2 separate regions of the Homo sapiens genome follow, and region 1 is linked to region 2. A link is an interaction called in ENCODE POLR2A ChIA-PET data of the cell type or tissue named here. Cell type or tissue: HepG2. All regions are shown on one strand. Links, peaks and the distances in the headings refer to the core of each region. The heading gives the core; the rest is flanking DNA.

Region 1 (4,383 bases), core at 198-4,197, 170 kb before region 2:
AATTCATCAAGAGTGGGAAAGAGCCAAAGTGGGAAGGAGCATGGGTTGATTGGCACAAAAGTAGGTCTGTTGATAAAGAATGGAAGTAAAGGGGACATCAGGTAGAAGCTTTTGCTGTGAGTCAGAAGGACAATTTAAAAGTTGCCTAAAGAGGCGCACACTGTCTGTGTTGCTGCCATCCAGTTGGATGGCAACCAACTGAACCAAGGGAACCTCAGGTTCTTGCCTACTGGCCAGAGCCCTTCACAGAATGTCCCCCACCCCCGCCAAGCCCGGCTGCCCACTGCCCCTCCCCCTCTGCAGAATGTCTGGGGTCCTGTGTTCCAAACCTGTTTATATGCAAATTATCCCTGCTCCACTTGGACTCAGGAGGATCTGCTGAGTCAGGTCACTCTCTGGGTCCTGCCCTTGACTTTTTTCATTGCGGAAGCTGCCAGACAGTGGTGGTCAGTGCCCAGCCTGAGGGGATGGCTTCAAATGGAGGTGAGCCTGTAGGGATGGGGCATTATCCGAGTCTGCCTTGCCTCAACTCCTTGGGAATTCAAATTTGAACTGTCCCTGGGGACAGCTTATAGGGCTGATGTTGAGGGAGGGAGCACTGGATGTCCCCAGGGACATCACACCTGGGGATGGCCATGGCACCCTGAGTCTGTGGTTAGGGAGGAGGGCTCCTTAGAGGCGGACCAAGATGCCTGGGGGAATACACCGTGTAGTGGAAAGGATGGAGAGGATGGGTTGATCCTTTCTAGAGGGGGACAGGTCACGTCATTGTGTTTGTAGGGAGTGGTGGGATCGTGTTGTGCTGGTGGCCCAGGGAGAATGACGGGCAAGCCTGAGCCCTGTGCCGTGTCTTCAGGCACCTGGAAGGTGCCCTTCCATAGTGTTTAGAGGGATTTGGACTGGAGTTTTCTAGTTCTTAGAGAGGAGTGGGGAGAAGTGGTCTCAGCCAGAAAACTGTTGGGTGGGTTGGCTGTGACAGAGCATGTAGTGACAGCCTCTGGGTGGGCAAGGCTGGGGGCCACTGCAACTGCCACAGCCCAGAGCCTCTCAGCTTCCTCCCCAGAGATGGCTTCTCCGTCAGTTCAGGTAGCTGTTGGCTTTGATTTAACAGGGGTGGGGGCAGAATGGGGAAGTTCAGGCAACACAGGGCCTGGGTTTCCTGAGTTGTTCTGAATTGTTTGCCCTTTGGTGGAAGCTCAGGTCTTCAGACCCACTTCCTCTCGTCAGCTAGCTCATGGCCCGTCCTCTGTACTTTGTGTTACTGTGGAGGTGAAGAATTTGCTCCTGTTCCATTTATACTACCTCATGAACGGGCGACAGGTGTGGATTCTTGCTGGTTCTCAGTGGAAGGCTCTGAAAAGGCTGGTTTCCTTTTCAGTAGAGGAAGGAGAGTAGCGCACAAATAGGAAGACAGTCCTATTATTATTATTATTCAAACTAGGATGTGTGTCCTGACTGATGAGGTGCATGTGCTGTATCCCTTATTCCCCTTGGCTAGAGACTGCATGAGGTCCTAGTGAACAGGGATGAGTTCCAGACAACTCTGCCTCACCTGGCCTGTGGCCCAAGAACCCCTGGTTCTTCGTTGGTCCCTATGTTCAGTTACTGGGAGCTCAAAGGAGAAGGACCAGAGATGGGCTCCCTGTCCCACTATTTAGTGTAACATGACTAGCAGCTGTGAAAATCCCTGGCCGGGCGCGGTGGCTCACGCCTGTAATCCCAGCACTTTGGGAGACCAAGGCATGTGGATCACGAGGTCAGGAGTTCAAGACCAGCCTGACCAATATGGTGAAACCCCGTCTCTACTAAAAATACAAAAATTGGCTGGGCATGGTGGCGGGCGCCTGTAATCCCAGCTACTCAGGAGGCTGAGGCAGGAGAAGTGCTTGAACCTGGGAGGCAGAGGTTGCAGTGAGCTGAGATCGCACCACTGCACTCCAGCCTGGGTGACAGAGCGAGACTCCGTCTCAAAAAAAAAAAAAAAGAAAAAAAAGAAAATCCCTAGACACCTCCCCTGATAGCCCTGCTGCTCACCATTTGCTGGCTGTGTTCTAGTCATGTGCAGCTGTTGCTGGCTACACAATGACAATATCTCAGGGGACTCCACCACTGCTTCTCAGATCTGCTCCCTGGGAACTGAGCTTCCTGAGTGGCAGCTGGGACCACTGAGCACTGAGGAATGGGTGGCCTGAATCTGACCCCTATTTAACACTTGTGTGGGTGGTGCCAGGACAATCACTTGCATGCTGGGCGTGATGTGTTATGGGTTATCTTCAGGGTTCCTAGGGCACTGGCTTGGGTGAGTTTCCATCCAGTGGTTTTCTTTTTTTTTTTTTTTTTTTTTTTTGAGACGGAGTCTCGCTCTGTCACCCGGGCTGGAATGAAGTGGCACGATCTCGGCTCACTGCAGCCTCTGCCTCCTCGGTTCAAGCAATTCTCCTGTCTCAGCCTCCTGAGTAGCTGGGATTACAGGCACGCACCATCAGCTAATTTTTGTATTTTAGTAGAGACGGGGTTTCACCACGTTGGCCAGACTGGTCTTCAACTCCTGACCTCAGGTGATCCACCCGCCTGGGCCTCCCAAAGCGCTGGGATGACAGGCATGAACCAGCACGCCCGGCCTATCCAGTGGTTTTCTTTTGTTGTGTTGAGCTAGGAAAGAAAGGGGTTTACAAGAGCTTCAGGGAAAGGAAGACTGAAGAGGAGATGGGGCCATAATATTCGGAAACTTCTGGTTTCCTGTCGGCCTTCTGAATGCCGAGCACTGCCCTGGGGTAGGCCCCTCACCTGCTGCTGAGCACACTGAGAGCCACCAAGCCACCGAGAGACTCATCCCTGACCCATGGCTTGGGAGATGCCTGTGAGGCTGGTGCAGTCTGCCAGGGACACCCGAGGGAGACCCTCAGAGACAGCAAAGGCTTGGCTGTTTCTTCTTGGCAGACAAGGGTCAGGGAGTCTTGGTGACTGGCGCCAGGCTCTCTAGTGGAGCGACTCTGCCGTGGAGGAACAGAGCATCTGATGCACACTCAGGGACACTTGCAAGCTGCAGAGTTTCCCTGTCACATGCCCTCAGCTGTTGGGACTCCCCTGATTCCCCAGTGACTAGTGTGGACCTGGAGACGCCAGCTCATTCACCTCTTTCCTTTGTCTCCACAGCATACCCAGTGCTGGGACCCGGCGTGACCGTGAACCCTGGCACCTCCCTGTCTGTGTTCACGGCTCTGCCCTTTGCCACACCCGCTCCCGGCCCAGCACACAGGCCGCCCCTCGTGACTGCAGTGGTTCCTCCAGCCGGCCCTCTGGTGCTCTCTGCCTTCCCCAGCACCCCTCTAGTGGCAGGACAGGATGGCCGCGGCCCGAGTGGGGCCGGGGCTTCCAACGTCTTTGTCCAGATGAGGACAGAAGTGGGGCCTGTGAAGCCCCCTCAGGCACAGACCTTGATCCTAACTCAGGCCCCCCTCGTCTGGCAGGCTCCAGGCACCCTCTGTGGAGGTGTCATGTGTCCACCTCCCCTACTCCTGGCAGCTGCTCCTGGGGTGCCCGTTACCTCTGCCCAGGTGGTTGGGGGCACCCAGGCCTGTGAGGGAGGCTGGTCCCATGGCCTTCCTCTTCCACCACCACCACCGGCTGCCCAGGTGGCCCCCATCGTGTCCCCAGGGAACGCTAGGCCATGGCCACAAGGGGCTCATGGAGAGGGCAGCCTGGCTCCCTCCCAGGCCAAGGCCCGGCCGGACGACTCCTGTAAACCCAAGAGTGTCTATGAGAACTTCCGACTCTGGCAGCACTACAAGCCCCTGGCCCGGAGGCACCTTCCCCAGAGTCCTGACACTGAAGCGCTTTCCTGCTTCCTCATGTGAGTGTCCTCGGGGCGCCGGAGCTTGTCCTGCAGCTCACTCATAAAGAGGCTGCTGGATGGACAGGAGGTCACACTGTTCAGGGGAGCTTGCAGGGCGGTTGTGAGGGTGATGGGTTGTGCTATGGGAAGGTACGTTTTCAGCAACATTAATCTGGCTGCGGCTCAGGACAGACTGTCAGGGGCCTCACGTCAACTGCCTGTCACTGTCCCGTGAGTCCAGCCAATCCTTAATTTTTTTTTTTTTTTTGAGATGGACTTTCACTCTTGTTGCCCAGGCTGGAGTGCAATGGCGCGATCTCAGCTCATCACAACCTCCGCCTCCCGGGTTCAAGTGATTCTGCTGCCTCAGCTTCCTGAGTAGTTGGGATTACAGGCATGTGCCACCATGCCTGGCCAATTTTGTATTCGTAGAGATGGGGTTTCTCCATGTTGGTCAGGCTGGTCTTGAACTCCCGACCTCAGGTGATCTGCCCGCCTCAGCCTCTCAAAGTGCTGAGATTACAGGCATGAGCCATCATGCCCCGCCC
Region 2 (4,383 bases), core at 78-4,077:
GGACAGTACCTCAATAAGGCCAGTGTCCCTTCCTGGAAATGTAAACATGGACTGGGAGAAGGAAGTCCTCTTAGCTGCAGATCCCAAGCTGTAATGACATGTGAGAAGAAGTCAGTCCACAGCAGAAAAAGCAAAGCAAGAGTCAAGAAACAGAGTCAAGGCTGGGCGCGGTGGCTCACGCCTGTAATTCCAGCACTTTGGAGGCTGAGGCGGGCGGATCACAAGGTCAGGAGCTTGAGACCAGCCTGGCCAATATGGTGAAACCCCGTCTCTACTAAAAATACAAAAATTAGCCAAGTGTGGTGGCGGGCGCCTGTAGTCCCAGCTACTTGGCAGGCTGAGGCAGGAGAATGAATCGCTTGAACCCAGGAGGCGGAGGTTGCAGTGAGCTGATTGGTGCCACTGCACTCCAGCCTGGGTGACAGAGCAAGACTCTGTCTCAAAAAGAAAAAAGAAAAAGAGACAAAAAACAGAGAAAGAGGTCATGATAGCAGCTGAGTCCCCACATCCAGGCATCCTCAAGGACACTCCATCCCTTCCCCGTTGAGCATCAGAAGCTGTACATTTCCCTCTTTTCTCACCTGGAGCTGGATGGAATTTCTGTCACATGCAACCAGAGATGTTACTAATAAAGTGGTTAGGAGGAGGACTGGCTTGAGAGTAACATCTAGAACCCACATTTCTACCATGCTATTTGCGATTTTCGACAAACTGCTGATCTCCTTTCACCTCAGTTCATCTGTCTGTTCGTTCGGCACTAGGCACTCTAATGCTTACCTCCTCAGGTGGAATGGAGTTCTCATAACGTAATGTATGTAAAGCATTAAACTCAGTGCTTGTCATAATAGACATTCACAAAGTAATTCATAAACACTGAATTTTAAGATAAATGTTTAATAAAAACTAGTGGACTGGAAAGAAGAGTGAGTGAACTTCTGGAGAATTGTAATAGTGGTTTTTTTTTTGAGATAGGATGTCACTGTCACTCAGGCTGGAGTGCAGTGGCACGATCATAGCTCACTGCAGCTTCGAACTCCTAGGCTAAAGCTGTCCTCTCACCTTAGCATCCCAAGTAGCTGGAACTACAGGTGGGGGATACCATGCTTGACCATTTAAAAAAATTTTTTTTTTTGTAGAGACAGGGTCTTCCTGTGTTGCCCAGAATGGTCTCAAGCTCCTGGCCTCAAGTGATCCTCCCGCATTGGCCTCCGAAAGTGCTGAGATTACAGGCGTGAGCCACCGCGGCAGGCCAGCAGTGTTCTTTAAGGTGATGTTTCCAAATCAGTACTGCTTTCAGAGACTTAGGAATATCCTACAAGAAGTCAGGCCTCACCCAGATGGACTTGAATTTGTTTTACGGCTCACTGTTTAAGTAAATATGTGATCCTAAACCAGTTATTTACATTTTTTGACCCTGAGTGTCCACCTATAAGGTGGAGATAATAATTCTCAGCTCTTTTAGTTATTTTGAGAATTAAATTAACTCATTAATATAAAGGGTGCATAGTAGTCTATGGTAAGCATTTAATAAACTGTAGTTAGGACTGTTGTGAAGGAAAAAGAACAAAATCCATGGACAAGAGCTAACCAAGGCTTCATTTCTGTGGAGTCATTGCCGTTGTAATGTCTAGTATTTGAAGCTCAATTGAGCTGAAATTGCACAGTAAGTCATCAGAGCACGATGCTGTTCTGTTCAGTTGTGCCAAGAACTCACCTCCTGCACCACCTCCAGCCCAGCCAAGCTCAGCATCTCCCACTAGTTAAAGCCCTCCTATGTTAGCTTTCAGCAACAAGCTTTTAAAGCAGGTTTCCATTAAAAATGGAAAAAAAAAAAAAACTTTGGATGATTAATTAGCAGCAGAATAACCCAAATCAAGAGAGAGATCACAATGTGGAAAGTTTTTTTTTTTTTTTTCTTTTTAAGAAGTGAAGTCTAGCAACTTTCAAATTACAGGCAAAATGATCAAAGTTTTTGACATTTTGAGGCCAAAATATGACTTTACGCTGTTGATTCCCTAGACTTAAGCCCACTTCCTTGTGTGGAGAACACACCAGTGGAGGAAGTGGAGGAGGAATAACATGGGTCCCCAGGAAGCTTTGCCTCTTTGTTCGGTTTTGGCAGCAAGCCCAACTCTGACTTGCATAAAATCTCCTGGAGCGTTTGTTCCAACAGTTCGCTCTGCGTGGCCCTGCCCATCCTGCAGGCCTCGGGCAGCCTGGCCACGGTGGCCAGCGCCTGGGCTAACTCAGGCAGGACCAAGTCAGCAATATCTATTCCTTTAATGAGCTCTTGAAATTAGTGCCTGATAGACATGTTGTCCTTTTCAGGGACCTGGGGGACCATGCCATCGTGCATGAGCCTCTTCATCTCCGTCCTGAACTTTTTGTCCTTTCTCGCAGAAACTATATCGCATTCTGGTGCTGCTGCAGGAGCCTCAGCATCTGGTGGCAGAGCTGGCGGGGGACTGTGAGGTCCCAGGCCACCCACTGCAGCCTCTCCAACTCGGAGGCATGCTCCAGCTCCTGCTTTGAGGTAACCATGTGGCTGCGGCTGTGGATGCCGCTGATCAGGCAGTTTCCGATGGTTTTGATCATGGTCCTTGTGCTGGTGGTGCTGGTGGACAGGTCTGATGAGCCTCTCTGTGTCCTGCCAAGGGAGCACTAACACACACTTAGGCAAGCCCTGCAGGGAGGCCCTCCAGCCCACAGGTTCTGCTCTGCCCGGGCTTCCACCCTGAGGCAGGGAGGCCCCAGGCCTGGCAGACACTGCTGGTTGCCAGCCCACTACCCGTTTTTCACCACTTTTCTACCCAAAGAACTCTGATTCTTTGGGGGAACCAATGTGGGCAGCTAAAAATACTACATTCATTTCCTGCTTCCCTTGACATTGGGAGTAACCAGGTGTGCAATGGAAGCAGAAGTAGAATCCAGTCAGGTGGGCTTTTAGGAAGCTGCTTAAAAGTGGGCATGTGCCCCTGGGACCAGTCTTGACCCTTCCCTTTCCCTTTGCCGGGATCATGGACAGGATGCCTATATGGGACAGCCATCCTGTGACTACGTGCTGACAAGAGCACCTACCAAATGGCTGAGAGAAAAGGGCTGGAGCATCACGGATCCCAAGCCAGCCAGCCTTGACTTCCTACCTTGGGACATTTCATTAAAGTAAAAAAATAGAACCCCTAATTTTTTAAAGCCACTGCTCATGGACTTCTGCTACAGCCAAATGCAGATCATTGTTGAAAGAATAGCCACATGGAAGAAATCACCTGAATAATTTAGAGGGAAATAAATGAAATCTCAGATGCAACCATTCTAATATTTCTAGAAAAAGTCAAGATCTCATACTCCGGAACTGGTGGTCTTCAGTTCACCCCTAAAGCCCAGCACCAAGCTGGGCACGGCAGCTCACACCTGTAATCCCAACACTTTGAGACCCAAGGCAGGTGGATTGCTTGAGCTCAGGAGTTTGAGGCCAGCCTGGGCAACATGGCACAACCCCATCTCTGCAAAATATGCAAAAATTAGCTGAGCATGGTGGTACATGCCTGCAGTCCCAGCTATTCGGGAGGCTGAGATGGGAGGATCCCTTGAGCCCAGGAGGTCAAGGCTGCAGTGAGCCGTGATTGTGCCACTGCACTCCAGACTGGGTGACACAGCAGGACCCTCTCTCAAAAATAAATAAAAGAAATAAAACCCAGTACCAGCATCACCCCATGATCAGGTCTTTCCAGATGGGGCAGCAAAAAGTAGGGGAAAGCACACCAATGAAGAAGCCACACAGACCCAGGAGAATCTTGGTTCTTGCTAGCTGGGCAGCCTTGGATCTCAGTTTCCTGCCTTCTAAGAAAGGGATCCTGGCCAGGCACAGTGACTTACACCTGTAATCCCAGCACTTTGGGAGGCCGAGGTGGGCGGATCATGAGGTTAGGAGATCGAGACCATCCTGGCTAACACGGTGAAACCCCGTCTCTACTAAAAATACAAAAAATTAGCTGGGCGTGGTGGCGGGCGCCTGTAGTCCCAGCTACTTGGGAGGCTGAGGCAGGAGAATGGCGTGAACCCGGGAGGTGGAGCTTCCGGTGACCTGAGATTGTGCCACTGCACTCCAGCCTGGGAGACAGTGAGACTATGTCTCAAAAAAAAAAATAAATAAATAAAAATAATTTAAAAATTTGAAAATTTTAAATTTTTGTTTGAGTACATAGATGTAGATCTAATTTGAATATTTTTATATTTTCTGTCTGTAACTTTCTGAAATATGGAATATAATTATAATAAGTTTCAGTGTCTTCATCTACTAATTCTAACATTTGTCTCAGTTCTGATTTGATTTTGATTGTGTGATTATTGTCCTCATTATAGACTATGTTTTCCTGCTTCTTT

Evidence for each region. ChIA-PET counts read pairs that join two places held together with the same protein. Peaks named below come from ENCODE experiments on the same cell type or tissue, not always from the same donor. Only the 100,000 strongest peaks of a DNase experiment are listed, where the experiment ranks them.
Region 1: POLR2A ChIA-PET joins it to region 2 with 12 read pairs; 2 of 35 experiments call an interaction of 5 or more read pairs at or near these places.

Annotation. Positions count from the first base shown.
Region 1 is chr9:94,324,708-94,329,090 of GRCh38, reverse strand. NUTM2F (NUT family member 2F) reads left to right here and starts at 447. Exons shown (of 7, transcript NM_017561.2): 1 at 447-483; 2 at 3,157-3,853. The coding sequence starts at 468. In HepG2, for the core only: no CTCF peak of the experiment used is centred there; no DNase peak of the experiment used is centred there.
Region 2 is chr9:94,154,923-94,159,305 of GRCh38, reverse strand. It overlaps the pseudogene LOC107987099. Among named protein-coding and RNA genes, the nearest start is that of MIRLET7A1HG, 9.1 kb to the left of the region's middle. In HepG2, for the core only: no CTCF peak of the experiment used is centred there; a DNase peak (open chromatin) is centred at 2,125.